Linked DNA regions of Homo sapiens: region 1 is linked to region 2. Evidence: chromatin loops called from intact Hi-C (ENCODE). Cell type or tissue: K562. All regions are shown on one strand. Region 1 overlaps PPP1R21 (protein phosphatase 1 regulatory subunit 21). Region 2 overlaps PPP1R21 (protein phosphatase 1 regulatory subunit 21).

Evidence for each region. A loop is a pair of places that touch in the nucleus more often than their neighbours do. Peaks named below come from ENCODE experiments on the same cell type or tissue, not always from the same donor. Only the 100,000 strongest peaks of a DNase experiment are listed, where the experiment ranks them.
Region 1: a loop joins it to region 2, with 5 times the contacts of the local background. A loop is called at or near these places in 3 of 110 quality-filtered maps.

The regions. Positions count from the first base shown.
Region 1 is chr2:48,499,905-48,504,904 of GRCh38, reverse strand. All of the region lies in intron 17 of PPP1R21 (protein phosphatase 1 regulatory subunit 21), which reads right to left. It also overlaps the pseudogene RNU6-282P. Among named protein-coding and RNA genes, the nearest start is that of STON1-GTF2A1L, 28 kb to the left of the region's middle. In K562, no CTCF peak of the experiment used is centred here; no DNase peak of the experiment used is centred here.
Region 2 is chr2:48,449,482-48,454,481 of GRCh38, reverse strand. PPP1R21 (protein phosphatase 1 regulatory subunit 21) reads right to left here. Exons shown (of 22, transcript NM_001135629.3): 2 at 3,406-3,474. Among named protein-coding and RNA genes, the nearest start is that of PPP1R21, 11 kb to the right of the region's middle. In K562, no CTCF peak of the experiment used is centred here; a DNase peak (open chromatin) is centred at 2,171.

The DNA of each region.
Region 1 (5,000 bases), 50 kb before region 2:
CTCCGTCTCCAGCCTCCTGAGTAGCTGAGATTACAGGCATGAGTCACCATGCCTGGCTGCTGCTAGATTTTTTAAAAGTTTGTTTCTACAGTTTAAGATTTCAAAAACAGATGGTCATGATTTCTGAATTCTGGTTATTGTTCAAGGTGGTGGGGCATGTGCTTGGGCACAATGACAAGGAAACTACTGGAAACTCAGTGTCAATGGATTCTGTCAATAAGATATTACACTCAATGAACAGTTTTTTTTTGTTTGTTTGTTTCTGAGACAGAGTCTCACCCTGTTGCCCAGGCTGGAGTGCAATGGTGCGACCGAGGCTCACTGCAACCTCCACCTCCCGGGTTCAAGCAATTCTCCCGCCTCAGCCTCCCGAGTAGTGGGGATTACAGGTGCACGCCACCACGCCCAGCTAATTTTTTGTATCTTTAGTAGAGGCAGGTTTCACCATGTTGGCCAGGCTGGTCTTGAACTCCTGACCTCGTGATCTGCCTGCCTCACCCTCCCAAAGTGCTGGGATTACAGGCAAGAGCCACCGCACCCAGTCAATAGACAGTTTTAATGTATTCTAAATAATTTCCTCTGGAGTATTGTTCTGAACACTGAGAGTATATCAACTGAATGTGTACTAATGAATGTTATGCCCACCTGGCTGTAAAAGAGTCTTTGATAAGAACTTTTAAAATAGAAGAGCCATAATTTTTCTACTTTATGAAGTAGAAGTAGCAATTACTCTCTTTTAGTGAAAAATTGCTTGGAATAATACTCCAATCATTTAATTTTACATATTCAAATATGACTGCAGTTTATAAAATAAACTGCGAGGAAACATCTATTCCACCTGCTCATCCTCACCCCCTTACTCCCGGGTTATGATTTGAAAATGGGTACAGCACCAAGTCCTTCAAAGGAATGGTACTGTATAAATGCAAGGAAAACTTTTTTTTTTTTTTTTGAGACATAGTCTCGCCCTTTTGCCCAGGCTGGAGTGCAATGGTGCGATCCTGACTCACTGCAACCTCCGCCTCCTGGGTTCAAGCAATTCTCTTGCCTCAGCCTCCCGAGTAGATGGGATTACAGGTGCCCACCACCACGCCCAGCTAATTTTTTTTTTTTTAATCTTTAGTAGAGATGGGGTTTCACCATGTTGGCCAGGCTGGTTTCGAACTCTTGACCTCATGATCCACCCGCCTCGGCCTCCCAAAGTGCTGGGATTACAGGCGTGAGCCACCGCGCCCGACAATGCAAGGAAAGCCTTTAACACAGATTACTTTAACATTTTCTCATATGATACTAACAATAGTATAAACTGATACAGTCCTTTTAAAAAATAATTTGGTAATAAAGATCAAGGAATTTGAAAATATTCATGCCTTCTGAAGTAGTAATTCCAACTCTGAGAATACATCCTGAGGTAATCATTTAACATGCAGAAATAACCTTATACATAAAAATGAGACATTATTTAAAATAGCATAAGTTATAACCAATATCTAATCATAGGTAAACTAAGGTATAATAGATATGGAATACTATGAAATCAGTAAGTTTCTACTGAGTTTCTTATAACAGGATGTTTATGTTTTAACATTATGCTAAAAGATTTGAAATTTTATGTAGTACAGTGTCAACTATATATGAAATTTAGTAGAAAAAAACGATAACATTGGTGGCTTGATTATTCAGGATAATGTCATTTTTATACTTAAAATATATGTTTAAAAATTCTATTAATTTAAGCAATGCTTTTCCATTCCGGCAAAAAACAGAAATGTATATTGTTCTGTGCTTTTACTTTAAGGCTATTGCTATCTTTTTTTATAATATATAATAGGTGGCTGAATATTCAAATTATAATACTAGGTATCTTGCTAAAAATAACAAGCATTTAACTCTTGAAATGTTACAGAGTTAGAAATAAGTTTCTAGGCTGGGCGCGGCAGCTCACACCTGTAATCCCAGCACTTTGGGAGGCCGAGGTGGGCGGATCACAAGGTCAGGAGATTGAGGCCATCCTGGCTAACAAAGTGAAACCCCGTCTCTACTAAAAATACAAAAAATTAGCCGGGCATGGTGGCAGGCGCCTGTAGTCCCAGCTACTTGGAAGCCTGAGGCAGGAGAATGGCGTGAACCCGGGAAGCGGAGCTTGCAGTGAGTGGAGATCGCACCACTGCACTCCAGCCTGGGCCACAGAGCGAGACTCCGTCTCAAAAAAAAAAAAAAAAAAAAAAGAAAAGTTTCTATCTGAGGTTACTTTTTCTGCCTCAAAGTGACTGAACCAAAGTAATCTCCCTGTAGGATGAGCTTCCTTTGTTAATCAATTAACACTGAAATGGGCACATACTTGCTCCCAACACCCAAGAGGAAGAAGACAGAAAAGACACAAAGACACACACACATACACAGCCACACAATTAGTTCCCTTAAGGTCACTTAAAGGGCATGGGGGTAAAAAGAAAGGCTGAAAGTAGAAACATCAAGGAAAGCAGAAAACTCCATCTCTTTTTATTTCTATTGTGCACTGTGTGCAAGGCAAGACTCCAGGTTATTTTCGGCAGAAATCTGCTGTTAGCAGTTAACCTGTCTTTTGTTATAGGAGTGCTGGCTGTGACCCTCATGATGGAGAGAAAAGGTATCAGGTCCTTTCCACCCCTACACTAACTAGTTGATTTAAATAGCAACTTCTAAAGTCACCAAACCCAACTAAGGTCATTATCACTCATGGCCCAATAGTGTTCAGTACTAAAGATTTTTCGTGTCCCTCCCTAGAAATTTTTTTCACTTACATATGTAAGAATAGCGTTTTCCATTGAAAATGTTCAAATAAAAAGATAATCCAAAACTTTCAGCAACTGACATTAACAACTCAAATATACCAGCATTGTGCTTCTTCAGCAGCACATGTACTAAAATTGGAACGATACAGAAATTAGCATGGTCCCTGCTCAAAAATGACCTGAAAATTCATGAAGCATTCCACGTTTTAAAATTATTAATTTATAAAGAAATATATATGCCAGTGTTACCAATTCCAGCACCTCAGTAAGGCAAGCAGTAAGCAAATGAGTTTATCTGATGTTTATTTGTTTTTTTTTTTTAGAGTCAAGGCCTCAATCTGTTGTCCAGGCTGGAGTACAGTGGCACAATGATAGCTCACTGCAGCCTCAGACTCCTGGGCTCAAAAATCCTCCTGCTTCAGCCTCTGGAGTAGCTGGGACAACAGGCGTGGGCTACCACACCTGGCTAACAAATGAGTTTATGTCGGCTATTCTGTTTTCTGACATGGATCAGACACAAGGCCATCTTGGTTAAGAGGGCAGGGCTTGGGATGAGACATCCCATCACTTATCAAGTGTGTGACTTCATGTGAGTTATTTCTCTTTGGTCCTTGGTTTCCTCAACTATGAAATGGAGTTATGACAGTACCTACAATCCTGTGTGAGGACTGACTGACTGACTAATACTTTGGAAAGTCCTTAGACCTGTGTCAGGCACACGATTTCTACAATTACAATGTCATTGTCAGCAGCACCCTCCCTGGTCTAGTCTGGCCACCACCAACTCTAAGAAGAAGGAAGGAATGGATACAGGCAATGGAGCTGGGGAGAAGAAATCAGACATAATGAACAGTCTGACCCCATCATTTGAGACAGACACTGAAGGAAAAATCTAAAGGCAAGGGAGTGGGGGCAGTTCTTAAATGCTATTTGGATGGATGTTGGAATTCTTTTGTTTGTTGAATGTCCCTCTCATTACCTCATTTATACACCGTAGCTAAATGCTAAACCACTGATATGGAGGTAAAAACAGTCATCTTGTCCCATCAGAGGCAACATGCAGGACTTGTGACTGGAACAAAGACTTGCCTTTGGTGAACACTACAGGATTGTCCTGTGAGTGTGGCGACCATTCAAGGTCACCATGACCATTGGTCATGAACATTCATGGTCAACAAACTAGGAAGGTATTCTTTTTGTTTCTTTGGGGTTTTTTTTTGTAGAGACAGAGTCTGGCTCTGTTGCCCAGGCTGGAGTGCAGTGGCATGATCTCAGCTCACTGCGACCTCCGCCTCCCAGGTTCAAGCAATTCTCCTGTCTCAGCCTCCCGAGTAGCTGAGACTACAGGCGCAGGCCGCCACGCCTGGCTAATTTCTTCTGTATTTTAGTAGAGATGGGGTTTCACCTTGTTGCCCAGGTCTCGAACTCCTGAGCTCAGGCAATCCACCCGCCTCGGCCTTCCAAAGTGCTAGGATTACAGGCATAAGCCACGCACCCAGCCCAAACTAGGAAGTTTTTATTTATTTATTGCATTTCTAAAAATTTTAATTGTTGTTGTTGTTTTTAGGTTTTATTTTTATTTTTAAATTGTTATTATTTTCTATTTGTTGCTTTTCTAAAAATTTTAATTCTTGGGTTTTTTCCCCCCATACCTCCCAGAACAAACAATGATTCTTTTTTCTCTTCTATATTTTATTATGAAAAATGTCAAACATGCAGAAAGGTTAGCGGTAAAAAGTATAGTAAACATCTGTATATCTAGTATCTAGATTCAATAATTGCTAGCATGCCTGTTTTGCTTTATTGATCTGTGCAGATATATTTTTTTGTAAACATGTGAGCGTAAGTTGCAGACATTTTGATACCTTACTCTAAGTACACTGAAATCCATCTCTAAAAAGTAAAGATATTCTCCTAAATAATAATATCATTACCATACCTAGGAAAATTCACAATCATCTGAGGTTCTGACACTGTTTAGATGCAATAGGGCCTAAAGATAAAATCTGGTTTGTATATTTAACTAGCAGGTATGCTCTGAATGAGGTGGAAGAACCATGACTTGCTCTTCAATAGCATCAGTGAGCTTCAGGAGTAAAGTCAGCAGAAAAGCACACACCTTAGGACAGGGTCTTCAAGAAGCACCATGGCTTTCAAGCTCCTCAAGCTTGTAAAAAAAATGTTTGTTAAAAAAAATACACCTAAAAGACTCCTTTGATTATTAGG
Region 2 (5,000 bases):
AATTCAGGTTGTATGTGTATCACTTCAGTTCTTAAGTTTTTAGCACTTTGTGAAAAGATAATCTTTTGGCTAAACCAAGTAAATATAAAAATAAGAGCAACTATACTAAAGTAACAGATCGTGATCAACTAACATCCTATGACAGTGAACAGACACAAAGATTGAGGCTACAAATTTATAAACTTATTTGATTTATTTATTTATTTATTTATTTATTTTTTGAGACAGAGTCTCGCTCTATTGCCCAGGCTGGAGTGCAGTGGCACAATCTCAGCTCACTGCAACCTCCGCCACCCGAGTTCAAGCATGTCTCATGCCTCAGCCTCCCGAGTGGCTGGGACTTCAGGCGCACACTACCATACTCGGCTAATTTTTTTGTATTTTTAGTAGAGACAGCATTTCGCCATGTTGGACAGGCTGGTCTCAAACTCCTGACCTCAGGTGATCCACCTGCCTCGGCCTCCCAAAGTGCTGGGTTTACAGGCATGAGCCACCATGCCTGGCCAAACTTAGATATTTAAAAAGAACCTCAGATTTACTGATGATTCCCTTCAGTGAAAAAGAATGGGAAGAAATATACTTGTATTCCATTTTTTCTGTAAATCCTCCCTGAATTTAAATTAGTCAAAATGAAGTCTGCAACACACTTAATTGTTCTTCAACTATTCTGACATATCAAAGATAAAAATCAGTATCATACCAAAAATATTTTCATATGCTGTCCTACAATAATTCACTTTAAAGCTAAATGACAATAGAAACAAAATCTAAAATATTCTGCTAACCTTTTTGACACACCCTCTGGTGACCATTTTGTTCTGTTTATGCCATAATGGGGTATGAAAATGGAAAACTAAAGAGAAATATTTAGTTTCACTCTTTTTTAAAAGAATTATTCTAACTATATTTTACTTATGATGTTCTGACAACTTTTTATTCACTGATTGTCAAACACAGATGGCCATGTAATACTGTATATTTAAAGAACTGGGCTGGCACAGTGGCTCATGCCTGTAATCCCAGCACTTTGGGAAGCCGAGACAGGAGGACTGCTTAAGCCCAAAAGCTGGAGACCAGCCTGAGCAACATAGTGAGACGTCATCTCTATTTAAAAAAATAGAAAATAAAAAAATAACTGTATGTTTACTAATTTCACTGAAACAATTATAAAACATGAAGGTCATGCTTTAACGAACAGATGATTTAACTGTATTGAAACAGCAACCTAGGCCAGGTGCAGTGGCTCACGCCTATAATCCCAGCACTTTGGGAGGCTAAAGAGGGCGGATCACTCGAGGTCAGGAGTTTGAAACTGGCCTGGCCAACATGACAAAACTCCGACTCTACTAAAAATACAAAAATTAGCCAGGCAGGGTGGTGCACGCCTGTGATCCCAGTGACTCAGGAGGCTGAAGCACAAGAATCACTCAAACCAGGGAGGCAGAGGTTGCAGTAAGCCGAGATTGTGCCACTGCACTCCAGCCTGGGTGACAGAGTAAGACTCTGTCTCAAAAAAAAAAAAAAAAAGGAACAGCAACTTAAAAGCCATAGGCTAGTGTCTACACTCTACTGACATTACCTGCATGTTGAGAAAAGTGCTAGAGGGATAGAACAATATGCTCCCATTAAGGAGAAAATAATTTTTTTCCTACATTTGTTTAGTAAAACCTTAATTTTTACTTGTAGTTCAAAGGCAAATTTAGGCCTAGCCCATGTCCAAACTATCATGTCTTTCAAATTTTAAAAATTCAAATCAATGAGCATTGATTACACCTAACAGCGCACTGAAAGGGTAAACCCAGTAATAAAACTAAAAGCCTCCTGTAACACAGGAAATCCAAATATTCCTGTCTAGCAAACTGGCAAATTGTCACTTGTTGTACTATAATTACAATGACTACTGTAATAAACAGTAAAAAAAAAAATAATTTATTTTTCTCATAATTTATATTATATAATTATAATATATAATTATGCTTATAATTCTTAAAATAAACTAATGCTCCAACTCCATTAACCAATCATTAATTTCAGAAAACATCTATCCCAGCCTTTCGCTAAACTCCAGTTTCTGTAATGGGGATGATAATGTTATCTGACCTCATCGGGTTGTTGTGAACACTAAATAAGATAATGGACATAATGGACTTAGCACAATGCCTGGTATGCAGTGAGTGCTCAATCAATAGAACCAGCTGTCACCACGCCTACCACTGTTCCTACCATTACTGCCATCACAGAGTTAATCAAACACAACCAGCAACAGGAGGGTATGAAACACCAGCGCAGGCTACTAGGACAAACAAGGAAAGACTTTCCCCAGCAATAAGTTTAAATATCATTTGGAGATATAATGATCATTTTTTCAACAATTTTGGTGAAACAATAACTTGACTAATAAATCCTGACTATAAAGCTTCTTTTTTAATCATCTTGGCTTGGGTGCAGAGAGCCTGGAAGTATGGGTGGGGTGTTCAGAACCATCTCAACCCTGAGAGTGTGCTAACAGCACCTGAGGAGGAGACACTCAGAGACAGATTTCTCTCCTGTAGGATCCAACAACTGACTACGTAAAAGGACAATTTCTGGGGCTTAGTTGCCTAAGTGGAGCCACCTCAGACATATTACTGATCAGGGGCTTATCCAAAAAGAGACAGAAGTAAGAGGAATCCTAATCCCATCTGTCTAAAGAGAGCAGAGGGAGCAAGAAAGGGAAAGAGCAAAAGAGTGAGCTAGACAGTATATTTAACTGAAACTTGGCCAAGAAGAAATCCAAATCCTAGACTTAATTTATCCATTTAAAAATATCACTAAGCAATATTTACTACATGCCTACTAGAAATGAGGCAGAAACAAATTCCTTCATCTATCATATTTCTCCCCTCAGTTAACAAAAATGCTGATGGTAAAATGTATCACTCAAAGAGTGTCCTGATTAACACAGGTTATTACTATTAAATAACTCAACTAAAGGCAAGATTTAGGGACTAAATGATTCACACAATGGAATCCACTTATTAGAGACCTGCCATCTGCTGAGTGAGAGGGATTCAAATAGGAATATGACATAGCCTCCCTCAGAAAGCTGTCTGTGATGACAACTGATAAGAAGCCTTAATAATCCAGATAAACCGAGCTAAGTAAAGGCCTTGAGGCACAGGAGTAATGCATTAGACAAAGTCACATAATACCTTTTTTTATAATTTTTAGCTAAGGAAATCAAAGTACCTCATGTTCTTACCTAAGCAAGTAGGAAAATTAACCACAAAAGACTGTATTACTGTCCCCTATCCCTAGTGAATCAGTGTCAGAGTTGGAACTTTAACCCAGAAAACCCAATGAACCTGCTTTGAGCAACACCAAATGCTAACTTAACCCTCACAACACAAATATCCTGTTGCCCACCTTTAAAGCTGCAGAATTTGCTTGTTCATCCACAACACCTTTTTTCAGAACCTGATTCTGAGCCCGAAGCTGAAAACAGAGAAAGCAATAATCAATTTCTAATATAAAGCAATTGGTTATATCAAGGAAATCACATCAATTTTACAGGCATCATTACACTGAGTAACTAAGTAGCTTCTCACATATATATGAGAACAAAAAAGTATTAGACCCAAAGAGGGTAGTAGATAACAATAATTCACCATTTTACAGATAAGGAGGACACACAGGCTGAGTTGCCCAATGAAATAAAAAAAAAAAATCAATGGCAAAAATGGGACTAAAATCCAGTCTCCTGATTTCTAGTGTGTCACTCTTTCTATAAAACCAAGTCCCATCCCTAAATAAAAACTAATACAATAAATAATATGGTACTGAATATGCCATGTTCCTTGAAATTCTGACACACCATTCATTTGTAAAATACATACAACTGGACTAATTATAAAGTAAGAATTCCACAGAAAATAAAAATGTGGGGCATCAACATCCCAGTAGGACACTGTGCCTAATATTAGACATGCAAATGTCATCATCAACAATGGCCTCGGGCATCAGCTGGGGCAGTGTACAAAAGCAACTAAGAAGCAGGCTCCATTTAAAAGTTAATAATAGTACCCACTTACATATGAATGCTCACTACAAACTAGGCACCGTCCTAAGTACTTTTATGTATTACTTCATCTAATCCTCACAATCCTGTGAAGTGGGTACTCTAATTACCTCCATTTTACAGATGAGGAAACTGAGGCACAGAGAAGTTAAGTAGCAATGCTGAGATTCAGACTCTACCAGTTTGGACTCCAAAGTCATAATGCCAATTAGACAATACTGGCTGCTATTTCACAAAGCTACATTTAAGTGAAAAAAGCAGTGAGCTGGAGAGGTGAGAGATGCCTTTGGAGAAAGAGGTAAAACTTGGGCTTTTTTTCACAGATAATTATTAAATACTGAGAAATAACGCTATTTTAAATAAAGTATACAAATCAGAAATTATGCAGCTAAATGCATTTTTACTTATGTATACATCTATATAACCACCACTGGCAGGGTTTTAAAAGATAAAATTTACTTCTGTAATAAGAGGAAAGTATTCTCAGTGAAGAGAACACAGAGCACTTAAGCATAAATATACAAGCTCATTGTAGCTGAAGCAAAAGGTTTACAGACTAATATTCCCAGGGCTCAGTGCAGATATCATGAAAGACCAGGTTCTTCTCTGAGAAACTGAAAGAATGAGACATCTTTGTATGTGAGCTTTAAAAAAAAAAAAAATCTATTTCTAAAATTAAAAATAAAAAATTTTTAAAAATCTTTCTAATTCTGCATAGCTCAGATCTGTCTCCTGAGAACACAGAACAGAAATGACCCTTTTCTGTGCCAAAAGAACAAGCATATTTGAATGCTAAATCTTAAACTATTTAAAACTCAATGGAAAATTTAGCTAAGATTCTGAGATAAAATGCAGGAATACTGCAGGATATTCAACAGTTTGAGCAAAAGACAGACTAAAAAGATGAGATTCTTCTATTTTTAGAAAGTTAGAGATGACAGTT